2 separate regions of the Homo sapiens genome follow, and region 2 is linked to region 1. The links are chromatin contacts, found by Hi-C or POLR2A ChIA-PET in ENCODE. All regions are on one chromosome and are shown on one strand. Each heading gives the region's core, a stretch centred on a gene start or an enhancer-like site at or near the end of the contact. The rest is flanking DNA. Distances are from core to core; before and after follow the strand shown. Region 1 overlaps ATP1A1 (ATPase Na+/K+ transporting subunit alpha 1). Region 2 holds the start of LINC01762 (long intergenic non-protein coding RNA 1762).

Region 1 (3,980 bases), core at 440-2,939:
CACATCAGATATCTTCTCCGTCTTTGTCTCCCACTTCTTCTCAATTACCACTCATTACTTAATGGTTATGAACTCATTACTTAATGGTTATGAACAGCTGTTGCCTTCAAGGCTCATCCATTCTTCCTTCGTTTCCATTTCCTCTCTCTACCACCCACGTTGTAGATGCTCTTACAAGTGGGATGCCCACCTGCATGTGCTGCTGTGAGCAGGCAGCTCTGCTCAGGCCCCGGCCGCCACCCACTGGATGGCAGAGCACAGCGATTCATGTTGGCACATCCACCTGTCCAGAAATGCTTGGTGGCCATTCTTCAAAATCCACAAGTTGGTTGAAAAACAATCTTTGTTTTATAAAGCAGGAGAAACTGATGCATCTAGAACCTTTCCAAACGTCCAGTTAGTGATCAAGTGTTGGTGTGCCTGACTCCATTTCTGACCCTTCCTGTGTGGTCTTTAGAAGGATAAATAAGAAAACATGAGTTCTATATTTCTGAAATCTTGGTTTCTCTATTAAAAATCTGTTTTTTATTCAGTCAAAAAATTAATTGAATGTCCCTAATTATTGTGTAGAGCCACGGGCCCTAACTTGTCTTTTCCCTTCCAGCTGTACCTGGGTGTGGTGCTATCAGCCGTTGTAATCATAACTGGTTGCTTCTCCTACTATCAAGAAGCTAAAAGTTCAAAGATCATGGAATCCTTCAAAAACATGGTCCCTCAGGTACCAGACGCTTTGTCCTTCCCCAGTGGATGACTTGACAGCCCCAAGCATGTCAGCCTGTGAATTAGTGTGAAGTTAAGGTTTTCCAAGTATTACATGACTCATCAGAGAGATGGATGTCTTCTACCCCACCCAAAACCAACCTATTTTCCTTCTATCCAAAAAGTGGTAGCCTTTCTTTTGAATGTAAACTCTGAATACAGGCACACCATGTAACAGCAATATCTCTTAAACTGGCGAGCAAGCTTTTGTAACTTGTGTAAATAAAAAAGTGAATAATATCTTTGTTTTGTATTCAGGTAATTAGGATTATGACTATTTTTATTTTCTTGTTTTGGACACTACCTTCTCTTTGTTGGTATACTAACGGTGTAAATTGTTTCTTTTCCAAAGCAAGCCCTTGTGATTCGAAATGGTGAGAAAATGAGCATAAATGCGGAGGAAGTTGTGGTTGGGGATCTGGTGGAAGTAAAAGGAGGAGACCGAATTCCTGCTGACCTCAGAATCATATCTGCAAATGGCTGCAAGGTAGCTCTTTTATTTTAACAAACCTCATAGCTAGCTCTGCTGTTCGGGCAGCTTGATTTGAGGGGTACAGTAGCCCATGATAAGGCTGGTGTATTCACATGACATTTTTCTTCTTTTCCTCACATATAGGTGGATAACTCCTCGCTCACTGGTGAATCAGAACCCCAGACTAGGTCTCCAGATTTCACAAATGAAAACCCCCTGGAGACGAGGAACATTGCCTTCTTTTCAACCAATTGTGTTGAAGGTAGGCCATTTTTGGGCACTTTGAGCATGGCGTGGTATTTCTCTTGGGCATTAACAAAATCAAAACCATAGGCACAATCTCTTGTTTTATTGGCTCCATTTCTGAGAACTTGTGTCAAGCACAGAGCAGAGGTGTTTTCCTAGCTGGCAGGAAACCTTGTGGCAGTTTCCCTTCCCTCCACCTCCACCCTGCCTCTTCTGTCAACAACACCAGTCTGGCATGGGTGTTGGAGCTGCTGTCCTGCTACTGGAGAGAAGTCCCTTTGCCAAACAGCATGTACAGCCAAAGAGCTGGCCCTTAAAAAGTGCTTTTATCAACTCTTTTTGTTTTTTTAGTCATCCTATGTAATTGTGTAAAATCCGTGGCTTCCTTCAGGTTAGATACAATTAGGTACAGTTCTCCCTCCCCTTCTTTTTAAGGCACCGCACGTGGTATTGTTGTCTACACTGGGGATCGCACTGTGATGGGAAGAATTGCCACACTTGCTTCTGGGCTGGAAGGAGGCCAGACCCCCATTGCTGCAGAAATTGAACATTTTATCCACATCATCACGGGTGTGGCTGTGTTCCTGGGTGTGTCTTTCTTCATCCTTTCTCTCATCCTTGAGTACACCTGGCTTGAGGCTGTCATCTTCCTCATCGGTATCATCGTAGCCAATGTGCCGGAAGGTTTGCTGGCCACTGTCACGGTAAGAGGCAGGTGATGGTCACCCTGACTCAGATCAGCTTGCACGAATGTTACACTCTTCCGCTATCCTATTCTAAGGTATTGCCAACTTATGTTTTATTCTGGATGTTTGATATAGTTCTTCTTGAGAGCCACATCACGTGGTGAATTTTGACAGTGAGAAAACCTCAGCATTTGTTTATACGTAAGATAACCCCAAAGCATACATTTTGCTTTTAAATTATCACGTGGTCCTGAACAGTGCAGTGGAGAAAGGAGAAGAACTTGGGATCAAGTAGGGGGATAGAATATGGTAGAATCCTGTTATTATTTTTCTTAATAGATTGCTTTTCTGGAAGGAAGGGGAAGCCTCATGTATGGGTTCCCCTTATTATTTCTTCAAACTTCAGAAGAAGGTTGGAGAGATTTAATTTTAGACAAATTTCTTCCACATTAGGATATAGCAAGAATCTGTATAGAATTCCAGCCTGGTTGAGTGAAGTAATAATCTTCCTAATATTTTTTAGGTCTGTCTGACACTTACTGCCAAACGCATGGCAAGGAAAAACTGCTTAGTGAAGAACTTAGAAGCTGTGGAGACCTTGGGGTCCACGTCCACCATCTGCTCTGATAAAACTGGAACTCTGACTCAGAACCGGATGACAGTGGCCCACATGTGGTTTGACAATCAAATCCATGAAGCTGATACGACAGAGAATCAGAGTGGTAAGGCCAGGGTTACCACACACCTCAGCCACCTGCTGACTTCGCTTGGTTTTTTTTCTTTTAAGAAATTGCATGAAATTTCTTTTTTTTTTTTAAGCTCATGGCAGCTTTTTCTTTCTTTTTTGTTTTTTTTTTTTTTATCATTTAGTGAAGAGTCAAGGGTATGGGATATTGATTTTTTGCATGTCAGTAGAAACTTTAAATTGCCCTACAAACGTGACTGAAGAATGCCTAAAATGTGATTGGTTTCATTAATTGGGAAATGAGATGTATCACTGCAGATTTCTATGGGACTTTAATAGGAGAACTGAGAACACAGCCTTTGAAGTTAATGCATTGTTGTTCTGTTGTGTTTTCTTGCCTCCATCAGGTGTCTCTTTTGACAAGACTTCAGCTACCTGGCTTGCTCTGTCCAGAATTGCAGGTCTTTGTAACAGGGCAGTGTTTCAGGCTAACCAGGAAAACCTACCTATTCTTAAGGTATGCTCAAGAGTTAACTAATGGAGGGATGTAGACAGCACATGAGAACTGCCATTTGAGTGTTAAAAGTAGCAAATTACCTTTGTGGTCTGTGTGACTGTTCACTGTAGAACACCTGGAGTGGTCTGTGCAGTACTTTGCTGTGTGTAACTTACATTGTGTTGCCTGTAGATCCTGATGTATTATAGGACCCCCTGCTCCATATAGGTTGATTAAAAAGGGAAGATGCAGTAAAAATCTGACCAAAGTGGGAGGGGAGGAGACGGAAGACAGTCTTTATTGGTGAAAAACCTAATTCATCTGCTTTTACTACTCTTGAGTTTATATGTTATCACCTAACCTAGTGGACAGTGAGAGCTGAGGGCTGCAGTGACTCCATAATCGTATTTGCATATTAGGATACAGTAGATTCCAGTAACTCCTTTAAGCCATTTATTTTCCTGAAATAGCTCAGCTTATCTTATCTTATTGGTTCTTAGCTTGTTTACTAATGATGTAAAAATAAGCTCCAGGCCAAAATAAGCCCAGCCTTAGCCTGTGGAATTCTGATGCAGTTTGAAATGATTGAGATTTTACTATGCTGCCCAAGTGAAGATGCAGTCTCAGAAGGATCAT
Region 2 (3,886 bases), core at 1,032-3,531, 90 kb after region 1:
GTGCCCTTATCTTTGTGTGCCTGCATGACAGCACACAGCCAGCATGCAAACCATGACCTCATATGCACTTAACACTTGACTATATCTCTTTGGCGACTAGACTCTACTCCTTTGGACAGGGACTTCTTAATTCTGTATTTCTGAATGGCCTAGTGCTGGCTGTGACACAGGGTAGTTATATAATTGATGGTGTTGATTTGAATTGTCCAGTTTGAATAAAGAATTTTCTAAATGAGTCGACATTATGACACAATGGATATAGATGAGACCATTAATGCATTTGAAATTTACACTAGTGGACACATGATGGTAGATGCTATAGATACAGGAACCCATGCAAATTCCAACTTTGAGAAACTAGTAACCTATTTCGAAATTATACCTTCTCCTGTTCTTCATGGGCAAAGATGATCCAAGCATGGAGGACATGACATTTAAGCCTTCTTCCCAGTGTAAGGGATGTGCCTTCAGCTAAATTTTTCTCTCAGTCAACATTTATGGGCACCTACTGTGTGTTAGGCACTGTACTATGGGCTGAGTATTCAAAGAAAAACTAGGCACAGGTGAATCGTAAATGGAGAGCTACGGGTCTAGTGGGGCTGAAGGCACTTTCTCAAGGAACTCATGGCACTGAAATAGCTGCTGCTTGAGAAGTATGGCCTAAGCTCCATGGGAGTGAGAAGGGATGAATTCTTCCTGGGGCCAGGAAGGGAGGATGAAATCAGGAAAGGCCTCCCAGAGGAGCAGATGTTTGAAGGATGGACAAATCCAGATGGACAATAGAGTATGTATTCTAGGCTGGAGGGTATTAACCAAAGCATGGAACCCCCTCAGTTCTTTGGGAGGAGAACAGTCTCCTCTGCTCTCACTGTAGCTGGTGGCTTGATTGCTGACCAAGGTCAGGGTGACACCTTTGGCCAAAGAATGGGGCATTTGCTTCTAAGTCAGCCAAGGGCTCTTTCTGTCTGAAAATAGCTGCCTGAATTCATTTCCCCAATTAGTCCCAGAGGCCAAAGATAGGAGCAGGCTTTCTCCACCAGCAGGGCAGAAACTGCAGCTAGAAAGCCGGCCCTGCAGCATGAGGAACCCCTGGGGAGCTGGCAGGAGACCTTGAGGTCTGACCGGCTGTGTTTGGATGGACCCTCTCTAGCTCTTTCCCCGTCATGTGACTGAAAACCTTATCATAATGAAAGCTGTAAAAATGCCAAACTTTAACCTTATTAAAGTCACACTGTTCTGGTCTTGGCAACCATAATAGGATTTTACAACTCAACCTCTCTGACTAGAGTCCTTGAACAGCCCAGGGTCTGTCAGGGTCCGTGATGGGTGACTTAATGCCTTCAGGGACTGGTGCCCACCCACATTCCCACCCTCCCTGTGTCCATCCACCACCCGTGCTCACCGTGGCCTTCCATATGGCCTCCTGTTTTGTTACTCATAGAAATGGAGAAATTTCCACTACCATGGACCCCAGGAAAAACATATGAGCATACCCTACAGCACTTACCAGCTGACATGGTATTTTCCTCCGGATTAATGAAGCACAGTGGAATTTTAGCAGTTGCTGTAATGATTAATATGTCAAATCCATATTGCAGGAGAGGGAAACAGGAAAGCGATGTGAGAACCTAGGAGGGGGGAGGAAAAACAATGGGAAGGGAAGAGAGGTAGCAAAGCCAAAGAAGGACAGGGAAGGAAGAGAAGAACAAGGGAAGGACAGGGCAAAGTGGGGAGAGAGGAACACGGACTCCCACAGGGGTTGGATCAAACAGGCTCGAGCACATTTAGGGACTTCCTCCTGCCACATTGGTAGGAAGGTGGGTCAAGTCAGTTCCTGAGGAGAGGTCTCCCAGGAGCAGTTATTAGCATAAGGTTCTACATGTCGGGAGGTCATGGACCTTGAAGATTTGAGGAAAGGTATGGGGTTTATCCCTAGAAAAAAAATACACATAAAGGGGTTTACTAAGCCCCTAAACCTCCATGAGAAAACACAAAAATGAAAAAACCCTGGGTTCAGCTGACGGTGTTTCTGGAGCTGGGACTGTGTCATCCCTGTCAGCATCCCCTCTCCATGTGATGCCTTTCAGAAACAAGTTTGGAAAGATGACAATGGCGTCAGCCACAATACACATTCTGTTTGCTGAGCCTCTGTCTTGCCCTGTGAGCGCCCACCCTCTCCTCCCCACCTGCAGGCCCACCGCCATGCAGCTCCCAGGATGAGGTCATGCTTACTCACAGGGTCCCTTCCTCCAACTCTAGGCAGTCCAGTGCCCCTACATGAAGTGGTGTCCATGCTGTGCGTGAACATGCTCCGCAGTCTTGAGACCATTACACGGCTGGACAAAGGAATGCCTGGCCAAGCCACCAATGGGAAATACTTTGCAATGCAAATGAGTCCTCCAAAGCCAAGCATTCCCCTCTCCTGCTAATTACTTTTACCTGGTTGCATTAGAAATCCTGGCCAACATGGTGAAACCCCGTCTCTTCTAAAAGTACAAAAATTAGTCAGGCATAGTGGCACACGCCTGTAGTCCCAGCTACTCGGGAGGCTGAGGCAGGAGAATCACTTGAACCCAGGAGGCAGAGGTTGCAGTGAGCCAAGATCGCGCCATTGCACTGCAGCCTGGTGACAGAGTGAGACTCCATCTCAAAAAAAAAAAAAGAATGGCTTCATATTCTGTATAGTCAGGAGCTGGCTCAATGTTAATGTCATTGTCTCTCCTGAAATCACCTGTCAGTGCAAGAGACCTCTGAATTTCCTTTCTTATTTCTTGATCTAAGCATGTATATAGTGTCATGGGCCAGGTTAATTAAAGCTCACTGAATATCACATACTATCCTCTGAACAATCATACGTGTTGCTTCTTTAAAAGCAGGAAAGAAAAAATCAGGTTCTATATGGCCTACCAAGCTTAAATCGTCTCTGTGATGGGAACTGTACAAAAGTCAACAGGTCAACAACAAACACTAGTTTACATACTCAGTAGGTGAAAGAGTGAGCCAATTCATAGATTTCATTTCTGATTGTATTTTTTAACATTTTATTTTCAAAGAATTATAAATCCACAGAAGGTTGCTAAAAGGTGGAAACAACTCAAATGTCCATCGATGGATAAATGGATAAATGTGGTACAGTGGTCCCCCCTTATCCTGGGGGGATACATTCCAGGATCCCCCAGTGGATACCTGAAACTGTGGATAGTACCGAACCCAACTGCTGTCAGTGGGAACACATTTCTGTTCACATATTCCACCTACAATTTAACGCCTTTTCCAGCTTAACTAAACACTTACCAGTATTGTGGTCGTAACTTGCGGTTTGAGGTGTGACAGCAAAACTAGCACGAATTTCTTTTTTCCCTTCACAATTTCACAGATAGAAGATTCATTCCTAACTATAGATCTTAGCAGCCTCAGCATATCATTTTTTTTCTTTCCTGAAGCCGAGAATTTTCACCTTTTCACTTAAAGGAAGCACTTTATGGTTTCTCTTTGGTATATTTGAGTTGCCAGCATCACTACACTTGTGCTTTGGGGCCATTATTAAGTAAAATAAGGGTTACTTGAACACAAGCACTGCGATACTGGGGCAGACAACCTGGCAACAAAGATGGCTATTAAGTCACTACTGGGTGGAGAGTGTAGACAGAGTGGACACGATGGGCAAAGGGAGGGTTCATGCCCTTAGCAGGATTCAGCAAGATTTTATTATACCTCTCAGAACTACTCACAGTTCAAAAGGTATGAATTGTTTATTTCTGGAATTTTTCATTTAATATTTTTGTATTGCTGTTGACTGTGGGTAATTGAAACTAAGGAAAGTAAAATTGTGGATAAGCAGGGATGGGCTACTATACATACAGATAATGGAATAGTATTCAGCCTT

What was found. Hi-C counts contacts between places; a loop is a spot of excess contacts on that map. ChIA-PET counts read pairs that join two places held with the same protein, here RNA polymerase II (POLR2A). Pooled maps may share reads with other maps.
Region 2: a loop to region 1 is called in a map of right cardiac atrium, with 2.6 times the contacts of the local background. The contact joins the promoter of LINC01762 here to the enhancer-like site in region 1. A Hi-C loop is called at or near these places in 12 of 168 maps with a recorded cell type or tissue (A673, CD4-positive, alpha-beta T cell, GM11168 and 9 more) and 3 of 50 pooled maps. POLR2A ChIA-PET finds 5 or more read pairs at or near these places in 6 of 52 experiments (A673, HepG2, K562 and 3 more).

The regions. Positions count from the first base shown.
Region 1 is chr1:116,387,527-116,391,506 of GRCh38, forward strand. It overlaps ATP1A1 (ATPase Na+/K+ transporting subunit alpha 1), which reads left to right. Exons shown (of 23, transcript NM_000701.8): 5 at 605-718; 6 at 1,112-1,246; 7 at 1,376-1,493; 8 at 1,913-2,181; 9 at 2,687-2,885; 10 at 3,256-3,365. Among named protein-coding and RNA genes, the nearest start is that of ATP1A1, 16 kb to the left of the region's middle. RefSeq lists an enhancer at 2,700-2,759. Within about 2 kb of position 1,690, at least 6 of the 41 ENCODE cell types and tissues checked have a DNase peak (open chromatin) inside an H3K27ac peak, as active enhancers do; they include CD4-positive, alpha-beta T cell, where a contact is called at or near this core.
Region 2 is chr1:116,476,545-116,480,430 of GRCh38, forward strand. LINC01762 (long intergenic non-protein coding RNA 1762) reads right to left here and starts at 2,282. Exons shown (of 4, transcript NR_125972.1): 1 at 2,237-2,282; 2 at 1,508-1,628. It overlaps LOC112268235 (a long non-coding RNA gene), which reads left to right and starts at 2,678. Exons shown (of 2, transcript XR_002958352.2): 1 at 2,678-3,886. RefSeq lists an enhancer at 1,727-2,286.